2 separate regions of the Mus musculus genome follow, and region 1 is linked to region 2. A link is a loop called in an ENCODE intact Hi-C map of the cell type or tissue named here. Cell type or tissue: gastrocnemius. All regions are shown on one strand. Links, peaks and the distances in the headings refer to the core of each region. The heading gives the core; the rest is flanking DNA. Region 1 overlaps Ptprt (protein tyrosine phosphatase, receptor type, T). Region 2 overlaps Ptprt (protein tyrosine phosphatase, receptor type, T).

What was found. Peaks named below come from ENCODE experiments on the same cell type or tissue, not always from the same donor. Only the 100,000 strongest peaks of a DNase experiment are listed, where the experiment ranks them.
Region 1: it touches region 2 in a loop (4-fold over the local background); 2 of 42 quality-filtered maps call a loop at or near these places.

Annotation. Positions count from the first base shown.
Region 1 is chr2:161,616,315-161,624,260 of GRCm38, reverse strand. All of the region lies in intron 16 of Ptprt (protein tyrosine phosphatase, receptor type, T), which reads left to right. Among named protein-coding and RNA genes, the nearest start is that of Gm35374, 230 kb to the right of the region's middle. In gastrocnemius, for the core only: no CTCF peak of the experiment used is centred there; a DNase peak (open chromatin) is centred at 4,417.
Region 2 is chr2:161,683,381-161,691,326 of GRCm38, reverse strand. Ptprt (protein tyrosine phosphatase, receptor type, T) reads left to right here. Exons shown (of 31, transcript NM_001291150.1): 15 at 4,229-4,258. Among named protein-coding and RNA genes, the nearest start is that of Gm35374, 300 kb to the right of the region's middle. In gastrocnemius, for the core only: no CTCF peak of the experiment used is centred there; no DNase peak of the experiment used is centred there.

The sequences.
Region 1 (7,946 bases), core at 2,042-6,041, 68 kb after region 2:
GATGGATGCTGAATCTGGGTGGGACTAAACCCACTAGAAGCATACTTTTTGGTAAATGTGGCTTGCTCACTCCTTCACACTTTCTAAGACAAAAAAATAAAAAATAGAAGCAGGAGCATTAAGACAGTAGACAGCCCTTGCCATGTTTTCCAGCAGGTTAGAGGACAGACCTTTGGCAGAACAATATACTGGTACCAACTCATGTCCCAGAGATAGACTGGTGCAACAGGTTTGTGGCATCTATTGTCACAGAGCTTACAGCCAGCTAAAGGAAACAGATATGAGACAGCTTCACTGCCAGTCAGTCACTCTTGCTATTCATGAAGATGACATATGTCCAAAAAGATGCACTGTAATTCATGAATGTGATGCAATTGTCAGGGTATAATGTAGGACCCTCATATGGAAACAGACAGCGGTGTCTTTCTTGATATCTTTATTCAGAAAAGGAAAAAAAAAGTAGATAATCATCACCTAGAGTCTTCTGCTAATATTTTACTAGACTTATTTTGTCATCTATCTCCTTATCCATTAATCCATCTTGATTATATTATGCTTGTCAAAGAGAGTTTCAGACATCCGTACATTTCCCCTTTCTTCTGGTACTCAACTGTACATCACTCAGGAATCTATTTTTTTCCCTTTGAAATGTTTTTTTTTTCTGAAAATAGATTCTTCTCTCATATACTACATCCTGACCACAGTTTTCCCTCACTCCACACCTCCTAGCTCCCTCCTGCCTCCTCTCTTCCCCCAGATCCACTCCCACTCCATTTCCTTTTCAGGAGGAAGATCAGACCCCCAAGAGACAACAGCCAGACAAGACAAAACAAGATATAATAAGACAAGTGAAAACCCTCATATTGAGGCCAGATAAGGCAACCCAATAGGAGGAAAAGAGTCTTCAGAGCAAGCAAGTGAGTCAGAGATACAGTCTTTCTCACTGTTTGGAGTCTCACAAGAACACCACGCTAACAGCCACAGCATATATGTAGAGAACCTGGTGCAGACCCAGGGCATCTTTGGAATTGTGGCCATGATGTTTTCAGCCACTAAGAGGGACAGGTACCAGATAGGACCCTGGTCATGGAGAGAAGGATCCCTCTTTTCCTTCTCTGTCATATTAACAGAGATATGATGGCCAAACATGTCCCTGTCTTCAAAGATTTTTTCTAATTGAAGTAACAGCTTCACTCATTATATCATTTTCAAGTATATCGAATTTCCTATGCAGATTGTTCAAGTTGTCAACAGTCTATCTTAGTTACTTTTCCATCATTGTGCTAAGAAACCATGACCAAAGCAAGAGAATAAAATAAATGTATTGGGCCTACAGTTTTAGAGAGTGAGTCCATAATTATCATGGCAGAGAGCATGGAGCATGTAAGCAGACATGGCACTGGAGAAGCATCTGAGAGCTTATATCTTGATCTACAAGCATGAGGCAGAGAGACCCACACTTCCTCCAACAAGGCCACACCTCTTAATCCTTCCCAAATAGTTCCACTATTTGGAGATCAAACATTCAAATATGTGAGCCCATGGGGTGAGGGTGGTTCTCAATTAAAGCACCACACAGTCCTAGCAAACACAGGATCTCTCTTGGAGAATAAGCAACTAAGGCTGTCGTGGGAGCAATGGCTTGGACCAAAGTATATAAGGCAACATGAATTTTCCTTTGACTATTTATTTTAATGCTGGTTGTTATTCTGTCAAAAACAGCAATGACATCAGGTCCCATCTGCAGTCCCTTGTGAAGCCTCAATCAATCCTTTTATCTATGACTCATTCTCTTCCTCATATAATCTCATTCTTACTTTATACATAAATGTTTCCTAAATACCACCCCCAAGTTGTCCTTTTGTGCTTACAGAAATATCAAAACTGCACAAATTACATGTCTTCATTACTTCTGCCTGTAGTAAATTACTGACCAAGATATATTTTTCAGATTTCCTTGCAGATTTTATTTGCACTAGCATGTCACAGACACATACTGATGTTCCATAAAATTCGCAGCGATAGTCATTCTTCTGGTGTTCAACAATGCTACACTTCTTCCTTTGCACATTCCAGTCTCCCCTGGTAAACCATACACTCTCTGAAAGGCCAGTCCCTATCAGCCAACATTTTTACCACATCTTGTTATTGGTTTGTACAGCATTTTTGAATGGTATTTCATTGTCTGCTTTGGGGTATTTTTTTTTTGAGGTGAAAGTTCAGCATTTTTTTCAGGTCCATTATTTTCTAACATAAATGACTCTGAAAGTAAAACTGAATAGAGCACATACAAGAATGGAACAGCAGACATATCTTACTAAAAGGACTCTTGTTCCCACTGAGCTAAAACATCTTAAAAGCCCACAATTATAGCCCTTCCTCTTTGTGGTCCAACAATATGTTTGCAGACTCCCATAGGCAACCTCCAGCTTGATTCCTTACTTCCCAGTTAGAACAGTAAGTGGTTAAGACCACAGAACACCCTTCACATGGCTTCTGGCTCACCGAACACCCTTCATTTTGGCTTCAATTATATTAAGTGTATAAAACCCATGCGGCAGAACACTGGTATTAGCTCTTCTGCTATTTCCCGCTGACTTTCATGAAATTGTGACAAAAAGAGAAATCAAAGTTAAAAAAAAAAAAAAACGTAATAGTGAAACTCATTCACCAAATGAAATCCTCTCGGGAAGTCTATCTTTTAAAACATTTTATAAAGGCAGTTAGATATGGTTAGAGCAGAAGTAGAAGGAAGCAGGGCATACTCACGCATGCACGAGCTTGAGTGTGCGCGCGCGCACACACACACACACACACACATGCATAAAGCCCTTCCCAATGCCCCAGTTCACTCTGCTCCACAAAAGAACCTCTGAAGCAGGTCTGCTTTCCCAGTACTGTGTTAGCTATTACAACGCTAAGTCTCTACACTCATATTTTGCTTATTTCTTGCAGACCAGATGGGTGAAACTTCTTACTTGGATATCTACTCAAAACAAAACTTAACAACCCCAACTGTCAATCGCCCACACCAGTCAAAACCAGTGGTCTTTAATCAGAAGCATGCGGGTCACTGGGTCACTGCTGTCAAATAATGACCACAATGTCAGCTGACTATTGTGGTCCCATGAGAGCCTACATTTGAGGGCCACTGGAAGAGATGGGAACCCATCTTTGAGACCCTGACAACATGGAGTATTTCTCAAAAACACTTGCTTGTTTTCATCGTTGCTATAGTCACTAGCCCTCAGCGTAGACACAGGAAAGAGGCACCATGGCCAGTGTTAAGTTGCAGGATAGACTCTTGGAACAAAACCGTCTCTGTGTCTAGATTACTGTCTATCCATTTCCTGACTAAATGTTCTACTATAGTTCTGCAGGTTTCGGCTTTGGGAGAAGGTAGGGGAAGGACATAGAGAAGCCTCATATCTGATATCATCACTATACATTGCCCATACTGTCTGGCCCTGACCTTGTCCACAGCAGTACTGTGTCCAGTATGGCTTTCCCTTGGCATTCCTCCTTCACCAACTACGCATGCTCTACCACTCTAGCATTAGCTAACCAGTTTATCTGTCATTTTCTCCACAATCATTTTTTTTTGTAAAAGGTTTGTTATTAGTTTACTATTCCCAAAGCTAGAAGACAGGTTTGCTTTTGTTTCAGCCTCTTTCCTGTATCCTTAATGTCTCCCTATCCCATCACCTTCATTTCGGGGATGTTTTATATACTTTCTGCTCTCAAGGACTCTATTTTTCATCTCTAGAAGTTGGTTTTGTATTTTTCAAGTCTGCCTCTCTGTCTCTGCTCTGTGTCTTGTATCGTTACACATTCATATTTCTTCCTCCCCCCACAACCCTCACTTTAATCCATCCAAATGTATTTATTTTATGGTGTCTACAATTGTTTTATTATTTTCAATTCTTGGGAGGCATGTTTCTTAGCATCATGTCTACAGCTTCTCCCCTCACGGGGATAAACTTGTCATCTATATTTTATTTTTCAACTCTGAGTTCATCTTTAGTGGAGGTGGTGTTGTTCCAAGATAACCAACTAATGTGCCTTAGATTATAAAAGTGCCTCTACAGACTGGTTGCTCATTTGCCTGTAAGATCAGCGAGATTTCTAGTGGTCTTGGGGTTTATAAATAAATTCTAGGTTTACAGTAGCTCTGTCACACAAGTAACAAGTGTTTTGGTGTGTGTGTGTGTGTGTGTGTGTGTGTGTGTGTGTGTGTGTACTCACACATGCCGCACACACCAGGCACACATATGCACTCCAGTATGTGATATGTACTCTAGTGTGCTTGTGCTAACATGTAGAGGCAAGAGGAGGTCCTCACCTCTCCTGCTCTAACACAGCCTATGCCTTGTTCCCTTTAGACAGGATCTCTCACGGAACCTGGTTAGCCTAGGCTGACAGCCAACAAGCACCAGAAATCTTCCCGCTCCTCTGTTCCTCCCAGTGTTAGGATGACAGCTATAAATAGCTATGCCAACTTTTTACATGGGAGCTGGGATCCATTCTTGCCCTGTTTGTGCTTGTGCATCAAGATTGAGCTTGTCTGAGCAACCAGACCACATATATATCGCCCCCAGAGTATCACGTGATAGAACTTCAACCCAGGGTTTTCTTCCTTCTGGTGTTTGTTTGTTTGTTTGTTTGTATTTGAAACCTGTACGCTTTTCATTTTACATGCTGATCTCGTTGACTTACCCAAATACAAATACAACATGTTGAGAGAAATTACATACTCTAACAGCAACAATATTAAAATATTACACATTGATTGTAATACATGAAAGATAAAAGAAGTTTACATAGTTTTTATTTCTTATTATACATTGGGTTTTACTGATAAAATTAGAAATTTTAGTCATGAAATTTTGTAGTATTTTTTTTGTATGGCTTTTTCTCAAGGTTTTGATCTTCATTCTATTTAACAGTCACCATACCTCTATTTAAGCTCATATCTCTATTTAACTGAGTTTTCGCTGTTTAATGTATTCGTATTGGTTCTTTTTTGTTGTTGTTTTTGTTGTTGTTTTTTGATTTTAGAGACAGGGTTTCTCCGTGTAGCCCTGGCTGCTGTCCTAGAACTCACTCGGTAGACCAGGCTGGCCTCGAACTCAGAAATCCACCTGCCTCTGCCTCCCGAGTGCTGGGATTAAAGGCGTGTGCCGCCACACCCGGCTTTGTTTCTTTTATTAGATGAATTCTTTGGTTCTTTGTGTGTGTGTGTGTGTGTGTGTGTGTGTGTGTGTGTGTGTGTGTTATGTCGTTTTGTTTTGTTTCAATTTTAAGGTCTTTTTTTTTCTGGAATTCTATCTTTTGCTTGTTTCTCACCTGTCTAACGCTCTGGAAAAGAAACAACCAGTACAACTCTGGAAGCTCGGTGTGCCAGAGAAGGCATTTCTATAACCCTACACGTGGAAAAAGAACTTATTTCAGTATGTAATCTTGGATCCATGCCTTTTTCCCTTCAAGAACTTTATGTAAATTACTTCTGGCCTTTAAGACTGGGCCAGAGAAGATGCAATAATGCTGTTTCTTTTATTTTAGAAATTGTTGGGGGTTTTAGTTGGTTTGCTTGCTTGCTTGCTTGCTTTTTCAGCCTAAATGTTTGTCTGAGCCATTCTACATCATGACATTTTAAGACCTGGATTGGATTTAGGTTCTGATTTTTAATTTTATGGGGAAAAACTGTACTTGGAGGTCTTTTTTTGGTTTGGGGCTGTTGGGTTTTGGGAGGTTGGTTTGGGTGTTTGTTTGTTTGTTTGCTTGCTTGCTTTTCTGCCAGGAGCTGTGTCTACATGGAGCTCTTTCTCATGACTCCTGTCCACTTACTCTGCTCTTTTCTTTTGTAACACAATTACCCATTGTCTACATGTCTGTTTTCACTCACACACACACACACACACACACACACACACACACACACACAAGTATAATGATGAAATAAAAGAACTCGTGTGTACATGCACACATATATGCATACAAACTGTAGACCCACTAAATGTTGGTCAACTGCTTCTTCTAAGTGTGAGGCCTGCCTTCCTGGAGTAATTGATATACCTAGTGTTACTCAATGGAGAAAACCAATCTTTCCTCTCCTAGAAGGCATAAATAAATAAATTACAGTTTGGTAATTAACCTTTACCCTAGTGGCTAGAGTTGCATTTGTTGTTTGAAAGAATATATAATAAAATATAATAGGGTAAAACAAAAACCATCACCTCAACATTGGACAGGAACAAGGGAAAGAAACGAGCCAAAGAAAGGGCATAGGAATCAAAGACCCACTTATTTCCATACTCAGAAATCCCATACAAACAGTGTGATGGTTTGTATATCTTTGGACCAGGGACTGGCACCATTTGAAGGTGTGGCCTTGTTGGAATAGGTGTGACCTGGTTGGAATGGGTGTGTCACTGTGGGTGTGGGTATAAGATCCTCACCCTAGTTGCTTGGAAGTCAGTCTTCCACTAACAGCCTTTGGATGAAGGCATAGAACTCTCAGCTCCTCCTGCGCCATGCCTGCCTAGATACTGCCATGCTCCCACCTTGATGATAATGGACTGAGCCTCTGAATATGTAAGCCAGCCCCAATTAACTTGCCTTGGTCATGGTGTCTGTTCATAGCAGTAAAACCCTGACTAATACAAACAGTAAACTGGAAACCATGATATAAGCACAGAGGACCTGGTGCCAACCTGTGCGGCTCCTGTGAATGTTGCTGCCTCAGACTCTGGGTTTGTATGAGCTTTGCTCATGTTGATTTAGACATCCTTATTTTCTTGGTGTCCTCCATCCTCTCTGGCTCTTACACTCTTCCTGCCTCCTCTTCCACAGCCTTTCCTGAGCTCTGAGTGGAGAGATTTGATGGAGATATCTTATTTAGGGCTGAGTGTCCTATAGTCTCTCATTCTCTGTGTAATGTTTGGCTGTGTGTTTCTAGATTTGTCCCCATCTGCTCTAGGAGGAAGCTTCTCTGAGGATGTCTGAGTAAGGTTCTCATCTACAAGCACAGCAGAATATCATTTTATCACTATATTTTTTAAGACCAATATTATTTGGATTTACCTTAAGTTCCTGGGATGACTCGTCTAGGGTTCTTGGTCACCAGTGCAGTGTTGGGTATGCGTTCTAACTCACAGAGTAAGGCTTAAATCCAATCAGCTATTTGGTGGTTACTCTCACAAGCTTTGGGCCACCATTGTCCCAGCCTATCTTGCAGATAGTACACCATTCTGAATAAAGGGCTTGTGGCTGGCTTGGTGTTTATGTTCTTTTTTTAGAGTAGGCAGACTACCTGCCTGTACCCAATACACAGGAACATAAAGATGAAGGCTGTCTGTAGGCACTAGCTCTATCATGGTCAACGAGGTTTGTAGGTGTTATCTTCAACAATGGGGCCTTGCTGTCAATTTGTGGAGAGCAGCCTATAGTCTGGACAACCTAGTTGTTTATTGATTCCTGTGGAACCCTTTGGGACAACAACTTAGCTAAATGTAACCCAATCCCAGTACTGGAAGCTTCATTTGGTGACAATAGATAGGCAGTTGAGACCCTGCCACCTCCAATATTGGCAACTTCATTTAGTTTGACTTCATACGTGTATATATTTTAGGAGGTGTCTACTGTTGTGTTTATAAAAAGATAAAGGAGAAAAGGAATACGTTTTGGTGGATATGTGGTAAGGTGTGGGATAGGGGGTGGCTACATGGACCCATGCTGAGGCATCCCTTAGCCCCGAGGGACCAGTCACAAAATGGTAAAATATAGAATAGAGTTTATTCTACCAAGGCATGGGAAGGGGGGGTTGAGAGGATAGTAGAGACAGATAAAGGCAGAGGAGAGGTGGGGCAAGAGGGGAAGGGAAGGGGAGGGGAGGGGAGGGGAGGGGAGGGGAGGGGAGGGGAGGGGAGGGGAGGGGAGGGGAGAAA
Region 2 (7,946 bases), core at 1,485-5,484:
GATAATGAATGTGCTGTTGGATGGATGACGGGTGAAGTGAGTGGATTAAATAGATGAATGGGTGGGTCTATGCCCTGAATGGATAGATAGAGGGATGAATTGTTAAGTGGATGGATGGATGGATGGATGGATGGATGGATGGACAGACAGACAGATAAGTTTATGGGCCAGATAGATGAGTAGATGGCCATATGTGTGGTTATATAGACAAGTCAGCACTGTTAAAATGATATAAAACAAAGAGAAACCCGAAGCCAGTTTTGTCAGCTAGCTAAAAAGGTGATTCTGCAGTATTTGATTTATTAAATTTGGGGATATTGTGTTTTTCCTTTTCTTTCCTAAGCACAGCTGTCTTTGTGTTCAAGAGTTTTGGTTTCAGGCAATCTGTTATCTGCAGTATCAGTGTATCCTTGTAAATTCAGACCTTCAGTAAATCTTCTTCAAGGTTTAGAGAATGCACACATGTAAACTGTGTTATGGTCACAGAGTAAATGCCTGTAACTTTGCAACTTGATTGAGAAATGATTGCCCGTTATTAGAAGACCACAGACCACTACCATTCTAGAAGTTTCTTTGACAACGGTTCAAAGACAGCACTAGTTTTGGTGACCTCCACGATAACTCAGGAGAAGTTTCTGGAACAGGCCATCTATGTTTGAATGGGAAGAAACGTGTTGTTAGGATGAGGTGGTCCCAAAGAAGTTAACCTTGAATGTTGAGAGCAGAAAATAGAGAGGACCAGAATATTGAACACAGTCTGCTCCCTAAGAGGGAGTAGCTGCAGATTTGGAAGAAACCCAGCCCAATACAGGAGGTTTCCAGTATCTCCCAGATGGAGAGTCTGTGAGGGGTGCCTTCTTAAATCCTTGGGCTCCTCAATTAAAATTAATAGTAACTTTGTCTGCTTTTGTAAGGAAGATTCAAATAGATGAGGCATGGGACATTGTCAGCGTTGGTCTACTCTTGGTGCCCCATTTTCTTATGCCCTCAAGCAGTGTAAGCTACATGGTGGTTAAGAACATGACCTTTGGAGAGATGATGTCATCAAATTTGCATACTGGTTGCATCATCTTCACCACATTTGCCTTTGTTTCTTCTTCTGTAATGTGAAGGTGATAGGATCCTTCTCTTCAGACATTTGTAAGGAATATACAAGTTAATCTGTGGTAAGGTCATAGAATAGTGCTGGTACCTAGTAAATTTTATATTTTAAGTAATATAGTTATATATATTGTATTATATATATGTGTATATATATATATATAATTGATAACTATTTTTACTGCCTTCATTATCTTGGTGATGAAAGAAAGAGGCAACAAATTTTATATCTGTAGATTTTTCATCTATGCTTAGCCTATTCCAAATATAGATTAGTATTAACTAATATTAATTTAGCATAATTTCTGAAAAAGACTATATACTCTGTTTTATATTATTTGAATATAATCCAAATAGAGAAATCTGATGTGAATGACCACATACCCATGATTACTCTTAGGAGTAAGCAGTCACTGCTTCCAATGTTTGAGTTGAAGAAATTGGAACAAGGGCCTACATAATTACTTGCTCCAGGCTACTCCGCTGTAAATGGTAGTACCAACATGTTGCAGCTTCTTGTATTTCCATGACCCAAAAGCTATTTGACGTGTCTGTCATCTGTGGCAACGACTTAGTACAAGGATCAGGAAACAGGTTGAGAGGAGGAGTCTGCTTGTCTAAAATGTCACAGTAAGCTGAAATTGCAACATTAGCCTCTCGCTTCTCAAGTTGCTTGATATATGTAGAAGAATTAATCTATTTTATTATTGTAGCAAAAGGCCTGAGATGGGGTAAGTTATAAAGAAAACAAACCTATTCCTCATGCTTCTGGGTAGATCCAACAGCAGGCTGTCAGCATCTGTTCTTCTTCTGCAAAGGGCCATCTTGCTGCAGCAGCACATGGTTGGAACGTACCATCCTGTAAACAGACTAGCTATGTATTCCTCTTCTTTCAAAGCCACTAGTTCTGATATGCCCCTGACCCTGATGTTTCCATCTCTGTCTCCACCTCTGTCTCCATCAACTTCAGCAGGTCTCTGATTGCATCAGCACATGAGTTGGGGGGGCAGGGCTCAAGTTACACTACCAGCTTCCAAGGAGACATTCAAGTCATAGCAAGAGATAACCGGATCCCGAGCTGCCTGCTTCTAAAGAATAGCATTTCCTGGCACTGCATCAGCTATTGGTGAAGCAGAAGAATGACCAGTGCCAACCATAGCTAGTGAATGGGGATTTGATGACTCATCCAGTTTCCATCCATCACAGACCTTGGTCTTTCCATTTCATTCTCGAGGGCCATTATTCATTTGGTTGAGGATTCTGAAAAACTTGGACTGGGGTTGGAGGAAGCAGGGAGCATCACTGGATCTTGATCTGCTTTGATTCATTTTCCCTACCTCAGCATACTGAGAAAGCTTGATTCTTTATGTTTTCTTACCATTCACTTTTCTTCTGGACTTTTAGGGTTATTGGTTGGGGCTTTGCTAGCCCTGCCTTGGGGGCTTTTGCTACTTCTGACTTGAAAGGTAGAAATCCTGAGCTCTGAATGTGTGTGGCTAACACATCTCTGTGGCTATAAAGACTGAATCTTCCCTTGACAAGCAAATGGGATAATAATTGCAATTAGGAAATAATTCAAGAGGGGAGGGCACTCTTCTTGCTTACTCGGGAGGATATTTGGGAACCTGAATTTCCTAGCAGTTTTTTCATAGTCCTCAAATGCATCACAATGTAGATAAAGCTGATATGAAATAAAACACATCCCTATTTATTTTTCTTACAGCGTAAGATAAATTACAACAAAGGGAATTTAGTGGACATACATAAAAGTTTGTGATTCTTTAGAAGCCAAGAACTAGTGAGGACATTAGGGAAAGCCTGAAGGCAGCCATTTTTCAAGCTTCCATTCAGGAGCCTGAATTCTTAGCCATGTGAAATGCTACATAAATAAAATAGATACTAATATCAATTCTCTGGCTTTGGTGACTAGTAGGGGGCCAACAGACCCACTTTTAGGATATCTTCCCTATGGCCTCTCTGAAGAATTCCTGGAATCTTGGAATACAGTTGGAAAAATCATTGGCAGTAGATAGAACATAGAGTCACAAACTTTATTCAAGTTAGGAGCTGTTGACACTCGGGGCTAGAATGCTTCTTTCTCAGTACATTGCTTCTTCATGATGTTAAACTTTGCCATGGTCCTACTATGTAACAACCTTGAAAGTCTAATGATGTAAAAAATTATTTTTTATTTTGCCCGGGGATTCACTCTGGATGGGACATAAAGAAAATGACATATTTCTGTTCTGTGACACTCATGGTCTCAGCTGAGATAACTTGTTTGAATTCTAGCTTGGGCTGGAAAGACTGGAAAGTACCTGGTCATTCCTTTCTCTTTGTGTAATCCCAGAGCTTCTCCATGTGTTCTCTTCAGCATGGCAGCATTGGCAAAGTTGAATTTCTTACATGGAAATTCTGGCATCCAATAGAGGGGTCCAGAAAAAAGAAACTACAAAACATCTTTAAAAATAATAGCAAAAAACAAATAAACAGAACACCTAGCTTGGAAATCCCAGACTACTATCTTACTACATTCTGTTTGTCACCTAGGTCATCCATGACTCATTATTTGGGGTAGATACTACACATGAGCCTGGGAAATGTAAATGGCAGGAGAGCTATCCAGGATGCTGCCCAGATATTTCCCTGCTTTTTCTGTGACCTCCTCTAGAATAGATTTGGAGGCAATCTTTCCTGATGAAAGGCGCTACTGCGTCTGTGTCGTTGCTTGGATCCCAGGAATACTGCAATGTGGAAGATTGGTAACCTATTTCTAGGCTTCCATGCAAAGCTTATCTAAGACATTCAAAAAATCCATAATTATAATGAAGTTTGTTTGATCTGTCTGTAAGGAAGAACTTTAAAACAGTACAAACAGCCAGCACCAAACGTGGCTTCCTCTGCGTGAGATGATGAGTCTCTCTGTCAGAGGTGAAGGTTTGCTCGCTTCTTCCATCACTAATAGCAGCTGACGTTTAAGAACATGCATCTCCTTGAGGTCAGGGTTACTAATATGATGTGCATATCTAAGAATCACGATTTCATATAAATCTAATTCTTCTTTGTTTGTCTTTTCTTTTTCCCCCTTTTGGACATTTCCTTCATCTGACTGCCCATCAATCTATAGAAGAAATGCTTATTCGTACTCCTATTACTTGTAAGTATCGAGCCGGTGTTAACTTTGTGCCCCAGAAGGGAGCCTGTAGCATGCACTTCCTCCTGCACCAACCGATTGGTTGTCTGTTGGTTTCTCATATCCACCTCTGTCTAGTCTTCTGTAGTCTGGAAGGTTTTTTATTTTGTATGGATGCCTTTCTGTTTGAAAAATGCGCTGTCATTGTTCCTGTCTATTCTGTTTCTGTCATCCTGATTTTTCCCTCGCACCTTTGAAGGTGTGAGGGGTTGGTTCTCCTTTGTGAGTGTCAGTTTCTAACTAGCAGCACCTCAGTTCCAGCAGGAGGGGAAGGTAAGACAGAATCACAGATCTCGGGAACTTCTGGGTCCCTTTGTGCCTCTTCAGGGAAGAAGTAGTCTTGGGGACTTAAGGGATAAAAAGGAGTCCATTGGCTCTTTCTGATGTACCAGGAAGACTACAGGGAGTCCTGACTATTCCAACCTAGCATCAAGGATGACAGAAACATCCAAGGTCTTGGCTTTCAGCTGAAATTCCCTGTTTGGCTTTTAACATTAATTATATCACTTTATCCATACATTTTGTTCACAGCTAATGATGGCTGCTGACTTATCAACTTTTTACAACTCACTAAATAAAAGTGATTTTGACATCAAATCAGAGCTTTTCAAAACACAAGGGTAAAGGAGAAGAAACTTTAAATAATAGATCCGTCCTGAGGAACATTTGGAAAACCACTGAAATACTCCCATATTCCCAACGTGTGTCTCTGGACTTGGAACATGAGAAATATAAAATAGAGAAATTTGAAAACCCATCACATATTCAGCTAGCATAAGGATAGGACCAGAGCTCAGAATGACAGGTTCTTAGTCAACAGTATTGCCCTCCATTTTAGATCTTCCCTTATCCTTGGCAAACACAGCCTTGTGAGAAAGCCTGGCCTCACAGTAGCCTCTGCTGAAACCTCCCCAGGTAGAGATGAAGACAGAGAGTGGCTTCCTGATCCATCCTGCTCAGTTGGTGTCAAGCTGTGAACAGAGAAAATGATACCACCACCATCATTCACATAGGGACCAATGCCCTCCACCACTACTGCCAAAGGTCCTAGAAGCTATGCCTTACCTGTTCACTTAGCAAACACACCTTGAGCATTGAGTACACACACTGTATTCCAGTTAGGGAGAATGCAGAAATAAGGACCTTCAATATCACCGTATGGTGTTCTTGCCTGTCTAAGAGATCAGCGGGAGCAAATAATAAAATACCATGTAGCAGTTTCCATTTATCACTACTCAAATCAATCCTGGCAGTGGTGGCTGCACACATTCCTCACTACCCACCCCAGTGTTCTTGGTTCTCAAATGAAACACACACACACACACACACAGCCTTTATATTCTAATATGCTTTTAGCAGCTCAATGGCCAGGCTACTTTCTAACCTCCACATGGCTAATGTACTCCCCTCTGATATTCCTGAGTTATTACTTACTAAAATCTATATTCCATCTTTGTTGCCCTAGATCCAGTGGAGGGGGGCTGGGACTGCTCTTCGCTGGCTCTTACATATCGGCTATCTCTGTTCTGTACCTCAGGCATAATGTCTCCTCTCCTTCCCCGGCATGGTGGCCAACTCTCTTCCTGCTCCTTCCTCAGTCCCTTGCCCAGAAATCCAAAAGTCCTGCCCCTGTCTTTGCCCAGCCATTGGCCACCGGCAACTTTATTTGCCAATCAAAACTAACTGGAGCAGGGTACCTCAGTGTCTTATGTGCAGGTGTGCAGATTCTCGTGCAATTTTGGGGACCAAATTTATATAATATAAGCAACGTTAAACCAAATCCACAACAATACCAGTTAAAAAATGATGTATAGTATAGGGACACCAAATTAAGTATAAGCTTATTAATGTGGATGGATACACTTACCAGTGGATTTAAAGGTAGATGTATCCAATGCTGGAGAAAAATGACCATTTTGATTGGTCTGAATGGCATTTTCAAAGCTGTGGACATACAATACAATGCATCTGTTCTGATGGAATGAGTAGGAGGTTTAGGATTTGTGTAGTTTTATACTCATGTCTTACCTTGGCAATGTTCCTAGACTCCAAGTCTCATTTTTCTGGTACTAAAGGGAAATTTCACTTAATTCACAAACTTGCCTTCAAGAGAGAATGAGATGATTTGGTAAAGTATTTCTGCTCATGAAATATTAGGTTTTTTCCTACTCCTTTTTAGAAAGAGGATAGGTTTGTGACAGTAATGATGGCCCCTGGGAGGTCCGCTGATCTTACAAGGGTTCTTATGCAATCCATAGTGGGTATGGACACATACTAACTAGCACAAATTCTGTGTATATCCTTAATCTCTGGGTTAGCTGGTCTACATTACATATCTAGACATGGATTCTCTGTTCTTTGCTGTGCCGGTACCTGTGAATCAAAGATGAACAGTTAGAAGTATTAGAGGCAGGTATTCAAATACTTGTAGCTCAAGTGTGACAATGAATAACAGACTTTCAATTGGTATGAACATGGGGTTCTGTGTGATATGTTTTAGAACATGAAACCCAACAAGACCTAGGACATGAAACTCAGGCATGTTCTGGGAAGCATATGCATGTGCATGGGACATGATGGTTCTCTGATAATATTTATACATTTATATTCATCAATCCCAAAGCACCTGTTGTGTGTCACTGTAAAGAAGTCTCTGCAGTATTTTGCCTTCCAAAGAGAAGCTGTAGGTAGTTCGGTTTTTCCTAGGGCATCATCTTTCCATACCTAACCTCCAGAAAATACTTGCTAGCATTGAAGTATTTGAGCACCAAAGAACCTGAATGGATAAGGGACACCTAATCTTCCTGAGTAGGAGAAACCACTAGTATATAACAAGTATCTGTGCATAATTAGTTTACTAAGTCCCCATCAAAGTACAGTTTTGTAGGCAAGCCTTTCTTTCTTTTTTTTTTCCATTTTTTATTAGGTATTTAGCTCATTTACATTTCCAATGCTATACCAAAAGTCCCCCATACCCACCCACCCCCACTCCCCTGCCCACCCACTCCCCCTTTTTGGCCCTGGCGTTCCCCTGTACTGGGGCGTATAAAGTTTGCAAGTCCAATGGGCCTCTCTTTCCAGTGATGGCCGACTAGGCCATCTTTTGATATATATGCAGCTAGAGTCAAGAGCTCCGGGGTACTGGTTAGTTCATAATGTTGTTCCACCTATAGGGTTGCAGATCCCTTTAGCTCCTTGGCTACTTTCTCTAGCTCCTCCATTGGGAGCCCTGTGATCCATCCATTAGCTGACTGTGAGCATCCACTTCTGTGTTTGCTAGGCCCCGGCATAGTCTCACAAGAGACAGCTACATCTGGGTCCTTTCAATAAAATCTTGCTAGTGTATGCAATGGTGTCAACGTTTGGATGCTGATTATGGGGTGGATCCCTGGATATGGCAGTCTCTACATGGTCCATCCTTTCATCTCAGCTCCAAACGTTGTCTCTGTAACTCCTTCCATGGGTGTTTTGTTCCCAATTCTAAGGAGGGGCATAGTGTCCACACTTCAGTCTTCATTCTTCTTGAGTTTCATGTGTTTAGCAAATTGTATTTTATATCTTGGGTATCCTAGGTTTGGGGCTAATATCCACTTATCAGTGAGTACATATTGTGTGAGTTCCTTTGTGAATGTGTTACCTCACTCAGGATGAT